Regions from separate parts of the Homo sapiens genome. Here region 2 is linked to region 1. A link is a loop called in an ENCODE intact Hi-C map of the cell type or tissue named here. Cell type or tissue: endothelial cell of umbilical vein. All regions are shown on one strand. Links, peaks and the distances in the headings refer to the core of each region. The heading gives the core; the rest is flanking DNA.

Region 1 (8,450 bases), core at 401-8,400:
GTCAGCTTTTGACCAGAAAATTCTAAATGTGAAGATATCAGAAAATATCACCTTAAAATGATATAATTTGGTTATCCATATTTGAAAAATGATTTTATAAATTCTCTTGATAATAAAAAGGAAAAAATCTTCCCATTGACTTTTTTCTTAACAAAGAATAAAATACATAAAATATTTCTACTAAACAAACCTCAAATCTCTAAATGAGGATACAGGATTTAAAATACTCCGTAATTTGGTCAGAATAGCATAGAAAGTTTTAACATTCATAAAAATGCAAATGTACATTATATATACTTATGTTTATTAAATATATTAACGCTTTACTGAAGTGATTTTATACTTAAAGTTTTTCAAAACTTAGTTCTTAAGTAACTGAGGACATGAAGAAAAATTCTCTTAAGAGATTTTTAGATCCGAGTCATTTTCCCTACTCAAATTTGTAAGAAGATACACAGTAGAAACTAATTTCTAAGACATGATCTGATAGATTCTGGTGTGTAGACTCTAAGAGAAACCATGCAAAATTTGTTAGATTACACTTAAAACATAATTCTCTTGAGTTATGTAACTCATAAGAAAAGCGAAACTACAAGACTCCAGTGCATTATAAACTGAATCAAACTGAGCTTTTTTTCCTGTAAAAATGGAAGTAGAGCCAAGTGTAGTTACATTTTCTTTCCAACTCTTTCGTACTACTTGGTCCCTTGTTATTTTTCTAAGCCCCTTGCTGAGCATTTTATTAGAGGAAATCACTCGAGAAGCATGTCCCAAGCACCAAGAACAGTGGAACACAATAGATGCTCAATAAATATATTGTTTGAGTAGGCAAGTTCCCATGTGAATTCTCTGATCATCTTACACTTAAGAATTGTTAACTCACATGATAGACATGATTAGTACCAAACTAAACTGCCACAGTATTCTAGTCCACCTCGGTATACTTCAGTGTCGGCTCACCCCAGGTTGTACTGACAATCTCCATTCGGAATTAGGCAAGTGATATTACAGTTGACTAAAGCAAGCTCTGCTGTGGCACTGCCAACATTTGAATTATCCCTACCTACCCCTAAAACAGTGAGGCACTACCATTTCTAGAACATCCTGCAAAGAGGGGGGACATTTTCATAAGAAACAGCATAATCCAAGGACAGATTGCAGGAAAAGTCTGACAATGCAGGTTTAGCCATCTGTAGTCACAACTGCAAATTGACTTTTTCCTTCCGAACTGATGATTTGACCAGCAGAACCAAAACTAAATAGCAACTTACAACACTAACTGCTAGATTTACGCAAGACAGAGGTAGTTCCCTCAAAGGCAACATTAGAAGAGCCATCAAAATGTTCATCTCCCCTAACATGTCTTCCTTAAGCTGTCCTTATCCCGAATTCCCCACATGGATCACCACTCATAAGAAGTGGTGGCTCTCGGCTCTTCCTGCACATCAAAAGCCAGATAAAAATATGATCCTAGGTTTTTACTGCAGACCAACTCACACTTTCAGGATGAGTAGTCATATTCTGTAAAACTACAGGTGGGATAATGGACAAAGAACAAACCATGATGTCTTCAGGAAGCCACAATAAGCATATAAGTTGCCCAAATGAAGTTCATGCCTTATTTTGCTGAATGAATCAATAAATTATTTTCTATGCATCTACTATGTGATAACATTGTGAAAACATACAAGGACAATCAACCCCATTATTAAACATTCAGTACCAGGGCTTGCTTCATGGGTGTGCAACCTGTGCAGCTGAACAAGGCCCTGCCCTCAGAAGGGCATGCTTGGTTTAATGCTCAGCTGTCAGCATCTTAAAACTCTGGGTAATTTTGAAACAAGGAGCCCCACATTTTTATTTTGCATGAGTTTTTGTACTAGCCAGGCTTGGAAGGGTTGAAACTCAAATATGACCCTAATGTGACACATTGTCCCCACCTTCATCTCCCCTGCAATCTACTGTATCATAGGGGAATTGTAATGCATCATCCCTATGCTTAAAATTCATCAGCCATTTTCTCCTATGCATTGCATAATTTGTCTGTTTCTCTCGCCTCTAGCTTGACATAATCTTTCCCAACTCCCCTCCCAAATATTGCTTTATTATCGTAACTGGCAAGACGGGAAGAAAATGTGTCATAAGAGTATATGAAAAGGGGTACTCATGCTCAGGTGCCAGGAAATAAGTCTTGGGAAAGCTGAGAGGCTGACCTTCTAATTTTAAATTGGAGTCAGACATAAAAATTGACTGTATTGGTTAAATGATATTGGTTAAAAGTTATAAATGGCTTACAAAAGACTGCATCATTCCCCATTCAGAGGAAGAAACAAGTATATATCTGAGGCCTCCAGGAGGAAATTGAACATGGGGCACCAAGAATGAAGAGGTGGTAGAATATAGGCACAAGGCATCAGGGATGAAAGCAGAGAGAAAATACTAGGAGGTAGGAATGCTAAATTCACTCTCATTAACCCTGAGCATCAGGGATGTCTTGAAGATGTGCAACCAGCACAGTCACACAAGCTCCTGAGCTGACAAGGGGCCCCATGCTTGGTAATGCTCTACTGTGGCCATCTTGAAATTTTTAGTAGTTTCTGGAAAAGGAACCCCACATTTACTTCACATCAGGCTCTGCAAATTATGTAGCCTGTCCCACTTAGCACTATGTGAAGTGGTTTACATGTACTATCCTATTTAGTCCCTGAAAATCCATAACATATCATTACTGTGATTTTTTTTCTCTTAATGAGGAAACAGGTATGGAGTGGTAATGTACTGTACCAAAAGGCACACCACAAAGATGAAGCCAGAACTTTCATCCAGGTTTTTCTGACTGCCAAGCCAGTGTGTTTTTGATGACAGTGATAGGCTGGCTTTCCAAGTAAAGACAGGAGAGAGCAGGTGGCTCAGTCAGCTAGACTGCAGGGGACATAAATAGGATTAGCAGAGGACAAGGTAAGAAGGTTGAGTAAATCAGATCACTGTAGTCCCTGAATGATCATAGACTTTCCTATGGGACAAGGGGGGAAACATGAGTGACATATTGAGAGTTGGACTTTAGGAAGTCTATTATTGTGATAGTGTTAAGGTATTTTGTTAAGCAAACAAAAAGGCATGGAGAAGATATCTGGGGCTCATATAGTCCTTCAAATATGAGGTAACAGGATGAATAATAATGAAAGCTAATGTTTATCAAGCATTTACTCTGTGCCAGGCACTATTCTAAGCACTTTGGTATAATGCTTAAATACTGTAATCCCCATCAAAGTTCTGTGAGGTGCAGGTAGTTTTTAAATATCCTCCTGTTATTGATGGAAAAAATGAAAAGGAAAGCAAGTTTCAGTAACTTGTTCATGGTCATGCAGCCAGTGAGTGGCAGAGGCATTATTTACTTCAGAATCAGTGATTTAATCTTCAATAAGAATATTTAAAAGATGCCCTTTTTAACTTAAAGAGTTCTAAAACATATAAAAATGAAAAATATTAAAGAATGCTATTTTACAAAAGATCCAGGAGGATAGAGTATTAGCAGATTTGAGAACCTATCGTAAAGGAAAGCCATTTAAATCCTTTGGTTCTTGGCACAAAAACAGAAACGCAGATCAATAGAACAGATTGGAAAACTGAAATAGTTTTTAAAATTGTAACATAAGACCCCATAATAAAGTGTTAGGAGGAATTAATTAGAAAAACTTGATAATACTTTGAGGAAATGATCAGGTTAGATTCATACTTTGCATGATACACTAAAATAACTTCTACATGGATTAAGGATTTAAATACAAAAAATTGAATGACAGTAAAGCCAGCAGGAGATGGAATAGAATATCAGGTTTATAAGAAAACAGTAACTTCAGCTTTGAAGCAGTGGAATAAATTATGAAGGAAAAGATTGACAGATTTGAATACATAAAAAATTTAAAACTTGCTGTTTTTTCATCGTACAGAAGACTAAATACAAAGGATATTATTACTGAAGGCCATATTTGCATTCCATGCTACAAAGACAGCTTTAAAACCCAAACCATGTTACCCTTATTCAAATTTATAAGGAAAAACATCAGATCTCAAAATATAAATACTTAAAATATGAAAAAAATGAATACACTGACAATCAGTAAAGAGAAATTGTTCAGCCTACCAACAATTAATAAATATGTGCAAAATAAACTTGAGATAGGATTTTTTACCTTCTAAATAACTCCCCATACCCCCCCCCCCCTTATCCTTATAACACCCAATGTTAGTTAGATTGAAGCTTGTGTACTCATTCCTTACTGCTGGCATTGCAAATGTATACAGACTTCTTAAAAATTAGTAATACAAAGCTAATCAGGCTCAAAGCTGCATGAGTTTTTTCAGGCAGCAATTACATTTTGAGCACTTTATCGTCTGGAAATAATAGCAAAAGCAGATGTGAGCAAAAGATGTTCATCTGTTATTGTTTACAATAGCAAAACCCTGGAAACCTAAATGCCCCAAATTGAGAATGGTTTTATAAATTATGAGAAGGGACTACTTGTTATAGAGGGCAAGCCATTTGAAGATTTTTATTTTCAGGAGTTTGGTCCAAAGGGATGAGGAAAGAGACAGTGAAGTAGCTTGAGGGGAAAACATTAAGGAAAAATTGTCATTTATTTCATTGAAGCCTTGGACATATTTATCAATTGAGGGGGAACAAGATATTAGAGGAAATAAGAATGAAATTTTGAGAAGGAGAAGAGGGGGAGAGAGAAGGGGTGGGGAGGGGGAGGAGAGGCGGAGAAGGAAGAGTGGCGAGACTGGAGGTGCAAAGACCTCTGAGGCACAAAGAAGCCTCAAAGGCAAATGTGGAAAAGTTTGCTTTGGAGAAGGGATGTGACTTCCTCTGAGATAAAGATGAAGAAAGAAACATTTGAAGTGAAGAGAAGGAACAATTTGATCTCTGAGAATTTGACTTAGGTGAGTCTTTCTTGGTCTGGCAGAACCGGATACCCTGACACCTGTGATGCTGTAACTCTATAACATTTTCACAGCATTTGTTCACTCCGCATTTAGTGTGTCATTTTCCAGCTGTGAACGAAAACATGAGCAAAAGTGCCACCAGGGGGCAGGCTGGGCACTGGCAAAAGCACTTCAAAGAGACCATGGAAAAAGTCTTTTCCTTTCAGCCCAGGGGTCTATTCTTTGTTTTTGCAACAACAAACTGCATCAAGTCCAGAGCATTTTCCTTAATGGTTGTGTTGTGGGTATGGATTTTGCTCCATGAACTCAAGTGTGCAAGAAATGTCACAGTACTGTACTTTATTTTCTCTAAATAAAATTAAATTCAACTGCAAGCCACCATCCTAGGCAAGGCTGAAAGTCACTCAGTCATTATTACAGCTCCCACAGCCCCAAAGCATTCTGTAGAGATGAGGATCTTATTCAGTGCTCGTATTTAGGTCATCGGTCCATCCAGCGACTAGTGAAATACTTATGACCTGAACCAACATGATGTCTTGGTACATGGTGACAGTGCTGTATCCTTATCTGTTAGGATAGGGGCAGAAGTTCCAATGTCTGGAACGTATGCACACACGCACACACACACACCCAGATACCTCCTTAGGTTACGCAAAGAGGGAAGCTGAGGATGATTCCTATCTGTAGAAATTGTCTCCTGTACCCTCTTCTGGCTTGAGGGAAATTCCTCCTGCTTCCCCCCTGTGCCTGCCTCTTTGTCTCCTCTATGGTCTAATCATGGGCCAGCTTAGGCTACAAAGAACATCTAGGAAGATAGACATCTTCAGAACACACAAACTTCAGGAGAGGCATTGAAGCCCAGAGGCCCCATCTAGTTCTTGGAATCCGGAAAGGAGAAAACACAAGATCAAAATGCACCCACACCCATATGTCTAAACTGTGTTGCCACATTTGCCACAAGGTCACCGTCCTTAAAACACCCACTACTTGACAGATCTGACAGTATGAGACCGTTATCTTCTAGTAGATGAGAGAGCTCAAGCATCCCTCAGTCGATAGTGGGCCAATCCCAGAACTGCTGCCATGGAGGAGCAAAGATGAAGGGACAAACTCTCATCTCAAGGAGCTTCCAGTGACACACAGGTAATCAAGGACTGACGAATTTAGGTAAGATATTACACATTTCTAAATCACTTACCAATATTGAAAACATTAAAAACAAAGGGTTCACGTAATCATCTGTGTATTATCTAGCTTCTCTTAAAAATAAGACCCGGCAACCCTGGCCTGCATTCCTGCATGGCAGTCATGATTAGGAGCTGAGTAGAGGTTGTTCCCTTTAGCTGGGACCAATATACTTCAGTGTATCACAGTCCCCATCACTCCCTACTATGTTATGCTCAGGCTCCTCTCATTTATGCTACTTGTCTAGCTTCTATACGTACTTGGGTTTGCAACTCGACTGAGTAAACCAAATAAAATCAGAGACACAGTGGTAAGTGGCCTATAAGCATTAATTAAGCTTCTGCCTTTCCTCGATGTTCACTCTGATATACTTGGGAATTCAGAATTATTTCACGTAGACCTTACACGAACAGACGCTAAAGAAACAGACTTAAATGATAAACTTGGCTCATGTGCAAATGTTACACAGAAAGCCAGTGGCACTCCGTACAGAGAATAGTATACTCATGCCTCATGTATGTGTGCAGAACAATAGATGTTCATGAAATGCAGATTTAGCTGTGTTCCTTGGCCTCATCTCCCATGACTGTCATCGAGGGTGCCCAGTGGATCAGTAGGTCACAAGTGAACAAGTGTTTACTGTTAGCTGTGGGTGGCCACTCCCACAAAAATTCCTGAGAACTGGTCTCATCCTAACCTCAGGCCCATGAGCTCAGAGAACTGGTCTCATCCTGACCTCAGGCCCGTGAGCTCAGCCTCAGCCTGCAGAAATGCCAGCTTCATTCTTTATTTTAATTTTCAAGAGATAGGCTAAACTCAGAACTTATGCCACAATAAATTAGAACAATCCAACAGAAACAAGAGAAGAGAGGCTGTTAAGCTCAAGGAAAGAAAAAAAAATTTATAATGAGGACATCTGTACTTATCTGGCTTTTCTGGAGAGTTCAAGTTACTATCCACAAAACACATCTATGAAAATGTTTAGACCACAAAACAATATATTAATCAGCAAATAAGCAAAGTAATAACAAATTTTATGCGTTGAAAGATGCTATTAAATACAAAGGAAAACTCATCATGAACTTCCCGTTAAACATGCGCATACAACAAGAATTTTATTGGAACTTTTTGTTGGTTGGAATTGTATAAATCCAGTGGAGTATATTTAGAAAGACAATAATTAACTAGAAAAGAGATTGAGCATAAAAGCGAGAAAAGCACTGAGTATTCCCTGCCCTTCAGCTGAAGGAACACTCCAGCTTCTTCAGCTGATTGCTGAAGCTGGCCATAATTATCAGAAGTACCTAAGTGGCTTCTTGACCCTTAGTTGCAGAATGGCATAAGAACAAAACTGATAACCATTAGAATGCATGACAAATTGTACATAATATCTCTACCTGACAGAATACTTAAAACAACATTTTATCTTAGGTTTTAATGGTTTGGGGAAAGAGCATACGGTATCTACAAAATTCAGGACATTCATTAGTTAAGCATTCTTGAAATCTACAATGCCAGCCACTATCCAAGTAAGGGGAGCCTCTTAAGTCACATTTAGAGCTATTTTCTTTAAAAGGCACTTTGATATTAGACTCTTTAAACATAAATTTTAAAGTACAGCTTGAAAGCGAGTGATAACTACTAGGAAACAGGATTTTTGAAGGATATACTATAAATTCTGTAGCATAAGGTTTAAAAAAGAACCTCATCTTTGAACATTTTTTAAAGTGCTGCACCTTTAAAGACACAGGTGCTTTTAGTTCACAGTCCAAAAATGAGTGACTGAATATACTAATGTCAAAGACAATGACAAAATCAGAGTTCTGAAAAATACACAGCTTTCAATTAATTTGTGAACATGTGTGCATGTGTGTATGCATATCTACAAGTCCCTAAGAGATCAGGAGACGTTATACACAGGATTGCTGTTATTTCTAGCCGCTCCTAAGTCCAGATATTAGACATGCAAAAAGACATTCAGGAAATAAATGGGGCAAGGAAAGAGATACTGAAGCCCTCCCTAAAATCCAAAGCAGCAGCCTGTGTAGATGTCTTCACTGTGAGGTTTCCACGGAAGCACATCACCCTACTCAGATTATGCAGTCTCATCTTCAAGTGCCGTTAATCAGAAACCTGCCAGGGAGAATACTAAACTCTTTCTAAAGATATCTGGAATATCATCAAGTTTTATCACCAAACAATAAAACAAACCCGTCAAGTAGATTTTAAGATTTATTTCTCCTCTACTATTAAGGAGAAAGGAGCCTGTTATAAATGACTAACATTAGTCACAAATCTGCAGGTCAGCAAATGGAAAA
Region 2 (8,450 bases), core at 90-8,089, 680 kb after region 1:
ACTTGCCACAGGCCAGGTGTCCTTTGAGGGATGGTTAATTCTGCCGGTGCTCCTCAGAAAGCGAGAAAAACCTGGGAGTTTATGCCGCTGTTTCTGACCACATAGTAGGCCTCATCCAATAACTAGGAATATGAAAGCCTAATATCAGGATAATCCTGAGACATAATTCAGATTTTCCCAATGGGATCAGGCTGGAGATAACCTTCACAGGATTTTGCTTGAAATTTTATCCCTGCAGGGGGGTTTCTTCCTATTTCCGGTATCTAGTGTTGCACAATAAGCCACCCAAACATTAGTCTTCTATCACTGTGAAACTACCCCAAATTTCAATTTTCTATTGCTTCATAACAAACTATTCCAAAGCTTAAAACTGCAATTATTGTATTTGCTCATGATTCTTTTGGTTGGGAATTCAAACAAGGCATGGCAGGGATTGTTTGTCTCTGTCTATGATGTTTGGGACCTCAGTTGGGATGGCTGAAACAACTGTAGGGGCTGGATGGACTGGCTGGACTGGCTGGACTGGTGTCATATATCTGGGGCTTTGGTTTTCACTGCCAGCTGGATTCCTCAGTTTTCTATTCCATGTCACCTCCCCATGGTGCTAGCTCAAACTTCACAGCTTGGTGGTCTCAGGTGGTCGGGTTACTTACATGGCAACTGGTTACTGCTGGGGACAAGCAGACACTGCTAGGCATCTTAAAAGACAGGCCTGGAATTAGGCCAGAATCATTTCTACCATGTCTGTTTGTCGAAGCAAGTTATAAGGCCAACTCTGATGGGAGGGGAAATAGACCCCTCCCTGGTGGGTGGAGTGGTTTGTGCAAACATGGAGGAAACGAATGGGAGGCAGCCACCTTTAAAAACCAGTTACTACACTCCGCTCCCTGTCCTCCTTGCTCTTTTACAGCTTTCTCCTGGGAGCACTTTCTAAATGAAATCACCTACACATAAACTCTCATCTCAGAGTCTTGCCTCTGGGAAACCTGACCCTAAGATAAAGCTTATTTCAATCCAAAGATTTCAGCCTCCTGTTCTAGGAAGGTTTGTTACTAATGTGGACTAAATCCAAGTCTCCATGCTGACATCTGCAAAACCCCAGGAGCAAGCATTATAACTCTAAATCAGGGGATCCCCAATTTGGGATACTCACTACAAACACTTCGGAGCTCAAGAAAAAAAAAAAAAAAAACCTTTATGTTTGGGACCTACTCCAGGGATTCTGAATTCACTGGGCTGGAATAAGATGTATGCATGGATATTTTCAGTATTTTTTTAAAGTTCCCCTGCTAATTCTAATGTGGAGTCCAGGTTAGGAACCACTGTTCTGGCCAGGTGCAGTGGCTCACACCAGTAATCCCGCACTTTGGGAGGCCCAGGTGTGTGGATCACGAGGTCAAGAGATTGAGACCATCCTGGCCAACATGGTGAAACCCCGTCTATACTAAAAATACCAAAATTAGTTGGGCGTGGCAGCACACACCTGTAGTCCCAGCTACTCAGGAGGCTGAGGCAGGAGAATCACTTGAACCCAGGAGGCAGAGGTTTCAGTGAGCCGAGATCGCACAATTGCACTCCAGCCTGGCAACAGAGCAAGACTCCATCTCAAAACAAAAAACAAAAAACAAAAAAAACCCACTGTTGTAAGTAGTTCAAGCCATGAAGACTGTGTGTGGGAAAAAGAGGATGAAAATACCACAAGGTATCCTGTGAAGGCAAAAAATAAATAACCCTTAACCAAATCACCTCTTGCCCTGGGGCCAAAATCTTATAGCTGCCATCAAATAACATGGGTTGCAAATCTGGTTTTCAAATCCAGTTGCTCTAGGTTTAGGAGCGGAGAGGCTTCTTTTACATGTCTTGTCTGAATAAAAGTCACATACATATACTCTACTAGTTCAGTTTAGAAAAATTAATTCCAGTCATTGTGTACCCTTTGCCTTATGGCCTACAGCATATTAAATGTTATTTCTAAATCCTACTACAGTTTTATAGAAATAGTAATATCTAGCCTTCTCTTTACTAGGGACAAAGAACAATCTTGGTTATATTCGCACCTGAGTTGGAAAAAACAACTTTCAGTGCCATTTATTAAACTTCAAGAGTGTAATCTGATTATTAAAGTTCCATAGTGTAGAATAATATTTCAGAGTATAAAGGACTCACAGACACTTTTCCTGGCTAATTCCACAATCAATAGGACAAAATTTTCCCTTTTCTTCTTGCTGAGTCTCTTAATCTTTAAATGATACAGAGGAGAGAGTGTTCTAACTTCCTGTAATTACATTTTCTTGTTAAACTTTATCCTTAGTCCTGATTCTCAATTTGGTTTCTATAATCACTGGTTTTTATTCTATAAAACTTTGTTTTGTAATTAGCAAGATAGAGATCAATGTAACACAAAATATGTGCTAACACAGAACCAGGTTTTGCTCTTCCATGCATGAACGCCAAGTGTAGAGAAGATAACCTGCAAAAACAGTTCAAGGGAAACTTGATCTCATCCCAGAAATAACAGCCTCCTCTTTCATGGGAGGCAGCAATCTTAAAATGTTGCATTTCAACACTGTACCTCCCCTTCTTGCCAGGAATTATAACATAGTAACATCTCTGAAATGGTGATATGTCTTATAATTGTCATCGTTTAATTGGCAGGTTTTTTCCTTTCATAATGGTAAATAAAATAATGGTAAATAAAATAAGACCTTAAAACTGACAGTGTCTTAGTTTTGATGAAATATGGCAATCCACACTCACCCAGCTAAAGAAAGCATGGAATAAATTTCAAATTAAAATGCAGATATGTGAAAGGCAAAAAGAAAAAATTGAATTTCCTGTCTAATGTAGCCCCTTTTGGACCCTATCAGGAGCAAACAGCAATAACCAAAGCTTGGAGTGCTATATGCAGGTCACTACATATGCCTTCTCTCACCTATTGCAATTTTGAGAATATTGCCCACATTTAGGATAAGCTCTAAGAGACTATCTTAACAGTATAGGTGTTTTTTTGTTTTGTTTTGTTTTGTTTTTTAAGATGGCTGACTAGAGGCATTGTAAGCATGCCTCATCCACTTAGAATTACCAAAAAATATGTAGACAGTCTTTTTTTTTTTTGAGCTGGAGTCTCCCTCTGTCGCCAGGCTGGAGTGCAGTGGCACGATCTCAGCTTACTGCAACCTCCGCTTCCCGGGCTCAAGCGATTCTCCTTCCTCAGCCTCCTGAGTAGCTGGGATTACAGGCGCCTGCCACCACGCCCAGTTAATTTTTGTATTTTTAGTAGAGACGGGGTTTCACCATGTTGGCCAGGATGGTCTCGATCTCCTGACTTTGTGATCTGCCCATCTCTGCCTCCCAAAGTGCTGGGATTACAGGCAGGAGCCACTGTGCCCCGCCAACATTCACATTTTAAACACATTATCCAAGGTGGAATGTGGGAGTCTGACAGAAAAAAAAAATGATAGGAAACACTAAAATCTAGGAAGGAGAAGGAAAATGTGCAGCTTCTGTGGCTAGGATTGGCCCGGAACTGGTAGTGAATCCCTCAGTACAGGGGAAGGTGAGTGAGTGTCTTCCTACAATTTACCTTCTCACTTGGGAACTGTACTATCCAAGCCATAGGAGAAACACTTTGAGTCTTCTAAGCCCTGATTCTGACTTGGGAGCAGCCAGGAGACTGTAGGAAGGAACCCCAAGGAGGGAACACACTTTGGGTCTCACACTCTTTCTGGGACCTGAGGAGCTACAATAAAACACCATTCTTGATCCTTGCTTTTAACAGACTATGCTCAGTCCTGGAAACCAGTGGCACCAGTCCCGGGCATTGGGGAAACTCAGGCTGCTGCTTCCAGAGTGGGGCATGGGGCCTAGGTAGGGGTGTGGGGGAGGCTTTTGCAAACGGGACTGAGAAGCAAGTGTGCTGTGGGCTGCAGCTGCTGGTGCTACATGTGGACAACTCCTCCACTTGTCCTGAGTAAGACAAGAGTTGCTGCAGAAACTTGGACATGAGCTGGGAAGAGGGCCCCCATGGCCCAGCGCTGAGTTCCAGGCTAGGCATGAACTACCAGGTCTGACTGAACAGCCAGGATGGGGGAGGGATCCCCCAGCTGCAACAGCCAGGATGGGGGAGGGAGCCCCACAAGCACTGGGGCATGAAAAGGACATAAGTCCCCCAGCTGCTGGCCAAGGCTGTGGCTGCTGAGACTGCTGGGACTGGCCACCCCCACCACATGGTAAGACCTCACTGTAGTGGTGGTTGCCCCTCACCCAAGCATTTCTCCAGGGCCCAAGGATCAACCCACCTCACCCCCAACTCCTCATCACAGCTAGTCCATGCACTCATCATTGGGGGACCTGTGCACAAGTTTGCCTGGTCTGGCTCTGCTTGGCTTCACCCCACCCTCTGAGACAGAGTGCAGGATCCATGGTCCTGGGGGTTCCATAACCCAATCCACCACCTGGGGCACCTAAGCATTTATCCTGGGGGACAGAGGCTGGACACAAACAACATATCACTACCACCTCAAGTATCTGCAGGTGCTTGCTTCTACCTGCAAGCACCACCTAGTGGCCTGGAAGCCAGCCTGCATGGCCCAGAAGCCAGCCTGCATGGCCCATTGCAACTGCCAACACAAAAGCACAGCACTTGGGAATCAGAAGAGCATCTCACCACTACTGCTACCACCATTGCCCACATCATGTGGCTGCCCAGGAACCCAAGAGCCTACTCACCCAACCAGTCCACCACTACCACAACCAGCATTGAGAAAGGCACCCAGAGCCCAAAAATCAGCCTGCTTGGAACCACCAACACAAGTATCAGAATACACTGCCACAGAACACAAGGATAGACATGCTTAGCCCCACTGAAAGCTAAAGACAGACCAATCTGGCATTCCAGACCCTAGCACAAGTTCACCACAGCCTCCACCAATAACCGCACCCTAACACACCAAGGAAACCACAGATACCACTGATGCTATTTATAGCCAATGAAATTATAGTAGTCTTCCCTACTCCATGCACCCAAAAGCAAACCCAACCAACATCATAGTCACATATTCAGGAAAAAGCCCCCCCAGTGAAGGAAAATTCAAAAATAAAGAGAAGCAAATGCTGTAAAGACATAAGAAACATGAAAAAGCAATATGACATCCTCAAAGGAACACAATAATTCTCCAGCAATAGATCCTAACCAAAAAGCAATCCTCAAAATGCCAGATAAAGAATTCAAAATATTTATTTTTAAAAGTTCAATGATGCAAGAGAAATATGAAAAGCAATACAAAGAGCTCAAAACTCAATTCAGGAAATAAGTGAAAAATTTATCAAAGAGATAAATATCTTTTTGAAAAAAACAGACATTCTGGAACTGAAAAAGTCATCAAAGCAAGAACAAAATACAATCGAAAGTTTCAAAAATAGACTAGGCCAAGCAGAATAGAGAATTTCAGAACATGAAGACAAATATTTTGAAATAATCTAGTCAGGCAAAAAATAAAGAAAAAAGATTTTTTAAAAAATGAACAAAGCCTTTGAGATACTTGGGACTACAAAAAGCAACTGAATGTATTAATTGTTAGTATCCCTGAGGGTAAAGAGAAATTGAAAGGCTTAGAAAACCTACTTAACAAAGTAATAAATGAAAACTTCACAATTCTAGGAAGAGATTTAAATATCCAGATATAGGAGTCTCAATGATCCCCAGAAAATACAATGCAAAAAGTACTTCACCATGGCCTATTGCAATTCAGGCTGTCTAAAGTCAAAGTGACAGTACAAATTCTAAAGTCAGCAAGAGAAAAACATTTTATCATCTATAAAGGAAACCCTCTATCTGACTAAAAGCTAATTTCTCAGCAGAAACTTTACAGACCAGGAGAAAATGGGATGATATATTCAAAGCACTAAAAGAAAAACACTGTTAGCCAAGGATACTATGTCCAGAAAATTTATCTTTCATAAATAAAGGAAAAATAGTCTTTCCCAGACAAGCAAAAGCTGAGGAAGTTCATCACCTCTAGAGCAGCCCTCCAATAAATGCTTAAGAAAGTTCTATACTCAGAAGCAAAAGATTAATAGCTACCATCATGAAAACACTCAAAAATATAAAAGGCATTGATAGAGCAAGCAAACAAGGAAGAGGAAATTAGCAAATGTTACCACTGTAGAATACCAACAAACTACAATAGTAAACAATAACAGAGAAATAAAGGGAAAAAATAATATATATAATTACCAGAAATCAAGTAACAAAATAACAGGAATAAGCCCTGATATATCAGTAATAGCCCTGAATGTAAACAAATTAAACTTTCCACTTAAAAAAAAATATAGACTTGCTCAATGGATTTTTTAAAATGACTCAAGTATAGGCTGCCTACAAGAAACTCATCTCATCTGTAAAAACATGTACAGACTGAAAGTAAAGGCATGGAAAAAGAAGCTACATGCAAACAGAAACCAAAATTAGGCAGAGTAGTTATATCAGATAAAACAGACTTTAAATCAAAAACAGTAAAAAGAGACAAAGAATCTCATTATATATTGATAAAAGGATCTATTCAGTAAGAAGATATAAAAATTCTAAACATATGTACCCAAAACTGAAGCACCCATATATATAAAGCAAATATTATTAGATTTAAAAGAAAAGACAGGCTCCAATACAACAATAGATAGGAATTTCAACACCCCATTCTCAGCATGAGACAGTTCATCTAGACAGAAAATTAACAGAGAAATATTGAATTTAAACTGCACATTAGACCAGAAGGACCTAAAAATCATTTACAGAACATTTCATCCAGTGGCTGCATAATACACATTTTTCTCATCAGCACATGAAACATTATCCAGGTTAGACCATATGTTAGAACACAAAACAAGTCTCAACAAATTTCAAAAAATTGAAATCAGACCACAATGAAATAAAGCTAGATATCAATAGCAAAGCGAACTCTGGAAATGATACAAATACATGAAAATTAAACAACATGCTCCTGAATGACTGAATGAAAGAAATAAGGAGTAAATAAAAAAATTCTTGAAACAAACAAAAATCAAAACCCAATATGCCAAAACCTACAGGATACAGCAAAAGAGTGCTAAAAGGGAAGTTTGTAGCAATAAATGCCTACACCAAAAAAAAAAAAAAAAATAGAAAGACTCCAAATAAAGAAACTATTGATGCATCTCAAGGAACTGGAAAACAAGAACAAACCAAACCCTTGGTAGAAGGAAAAAAAGAAAAATCAGAGCAGAACTAAACTAAATAGAGACCAAAAATACATATATACACACAAGGGATCAGTGAAACAAAAAGTTGGTTTTTTGAAAAGATAAACAAAATCAATAAACTACTTGATATGCTAACCAGGAAAAAATGAGAGAAAACCCAATAAAATCAGAAATGAGAAAGGAGGCATGATAAATGATACCACAGAAATACAAAAGATCATCAGAGACTATTATGAACAACCATACATTCACCAACTAGAAAACCTAGAGGAAATTAATAAATTCCTAGAAGCATGCGACCTCCCAAGATTGAACCAGGAAGCAATAGAAGACCTGAACAGTCCAATAATGCACAGAACATTAAATCCATAACAAAAAAATCTCTGAACTAAGAAAAGCCCAGGACCAGATATATTCATAGTAAAATTCTATCAAACATACAAAGAAGAATTAATCTCAATCCTTCTGAAACTGTTCCAAAAAACTGAGGAGGTGGGAATTCTTTCTAACTCATTCTACAAGGCCAGTATAACCCTGATACCAAAACCAGACAAGCACACAACAGAACACAGAAAACTACAGACCAATATCCCTGATGAACATAGGCACAAAAATTAAAAAAAACTAGCAAATTAAATCCAATGACACATCAGAAAGACAGTATACCACACTCAACTGGGTTTTATACCGGGAATACAAAGATGGTTCAACATACACAAATCAATAAATGTGATACATTACATAAACAGAATTAAGGACAAAATCCATATGATCATCTCAATAGATGCAGGAAAAGCATTTCACAAAATCCAGTATCCCTTCATGATAAAAACCCTCAACAAAGTAGTCATAGAAGAAATGTACCTCAAAATAACAAAGGCCATATACAACAAACCCACAGCCAACATCATACTGAATGAAGAAAAGTTGAAAGCCTTTCCCATAAAAACTGGAACAAGACAAGGATGCCCACTTTCACCACCCTATTCAACATAGTACCGATAGTACTGGCCAGAGTAATTAGGCAAGAGAAAGAAATAAAAGACACCCACATTGGAAGAGAGGAACTCAAATTGTCTCTGTGTAATTTGGAAAACCTAAAAACACCACCAAAACCCTTAGTTTGATAAATGAATCTAGTAAAGTTGCGAGATACAAAAACAATGTCCAAAAATCAATAGCATTTCTATACACCAATAACAATCTAGCTGAGA

The links. A loop is a pair of places that touch in the nucleus more often than their neighbours do. Peaks named below come from ENCODE experiments on the same cell type or tissue, not always from the same donor. Only the 100,000 strongest peaks of a DNase experiment are listed, where the experiment ranks them.
Region 2: a loop joins it to region 1, with 14 times the contacts of the local background. A loop is called at or near these places in 13 of 110 quality-filtered maps.

What each region holds. Positions count from the first base shown.
Region 1 is chr3:30,763,823-30,772,272 of GRCh38, forward strand. The region is part of intron 14 of GADL1 (glutamate decarboxylase like 1); the gene reads right to left. Among named protein-coding and RNA genes, the nearest start is that of GADL1, 130 kb to the right of the region's middle. In endothelial cell of umbilical vein, for the core only: a CTCF peak has its summit at 5,079 (motif pointing right); a DNase peak (open chromatin) is centred at 5,079.
Region 2 is chr3:31,444,136-31,452,585 of GRCh38, forward strand. No RefSeq gene overlaps it. Among named protein-coding and RNA genes, the nearest start is that of STT3B, 85 kb to the right of the region's middle. RefSeq lists a silencer at 4,534-4,712. In endothelial cell of umbilical vein, for the core only: a CTCF peak has its summit at 4,568 (motif pointing left); no DNase peak of the experiment used is centred there.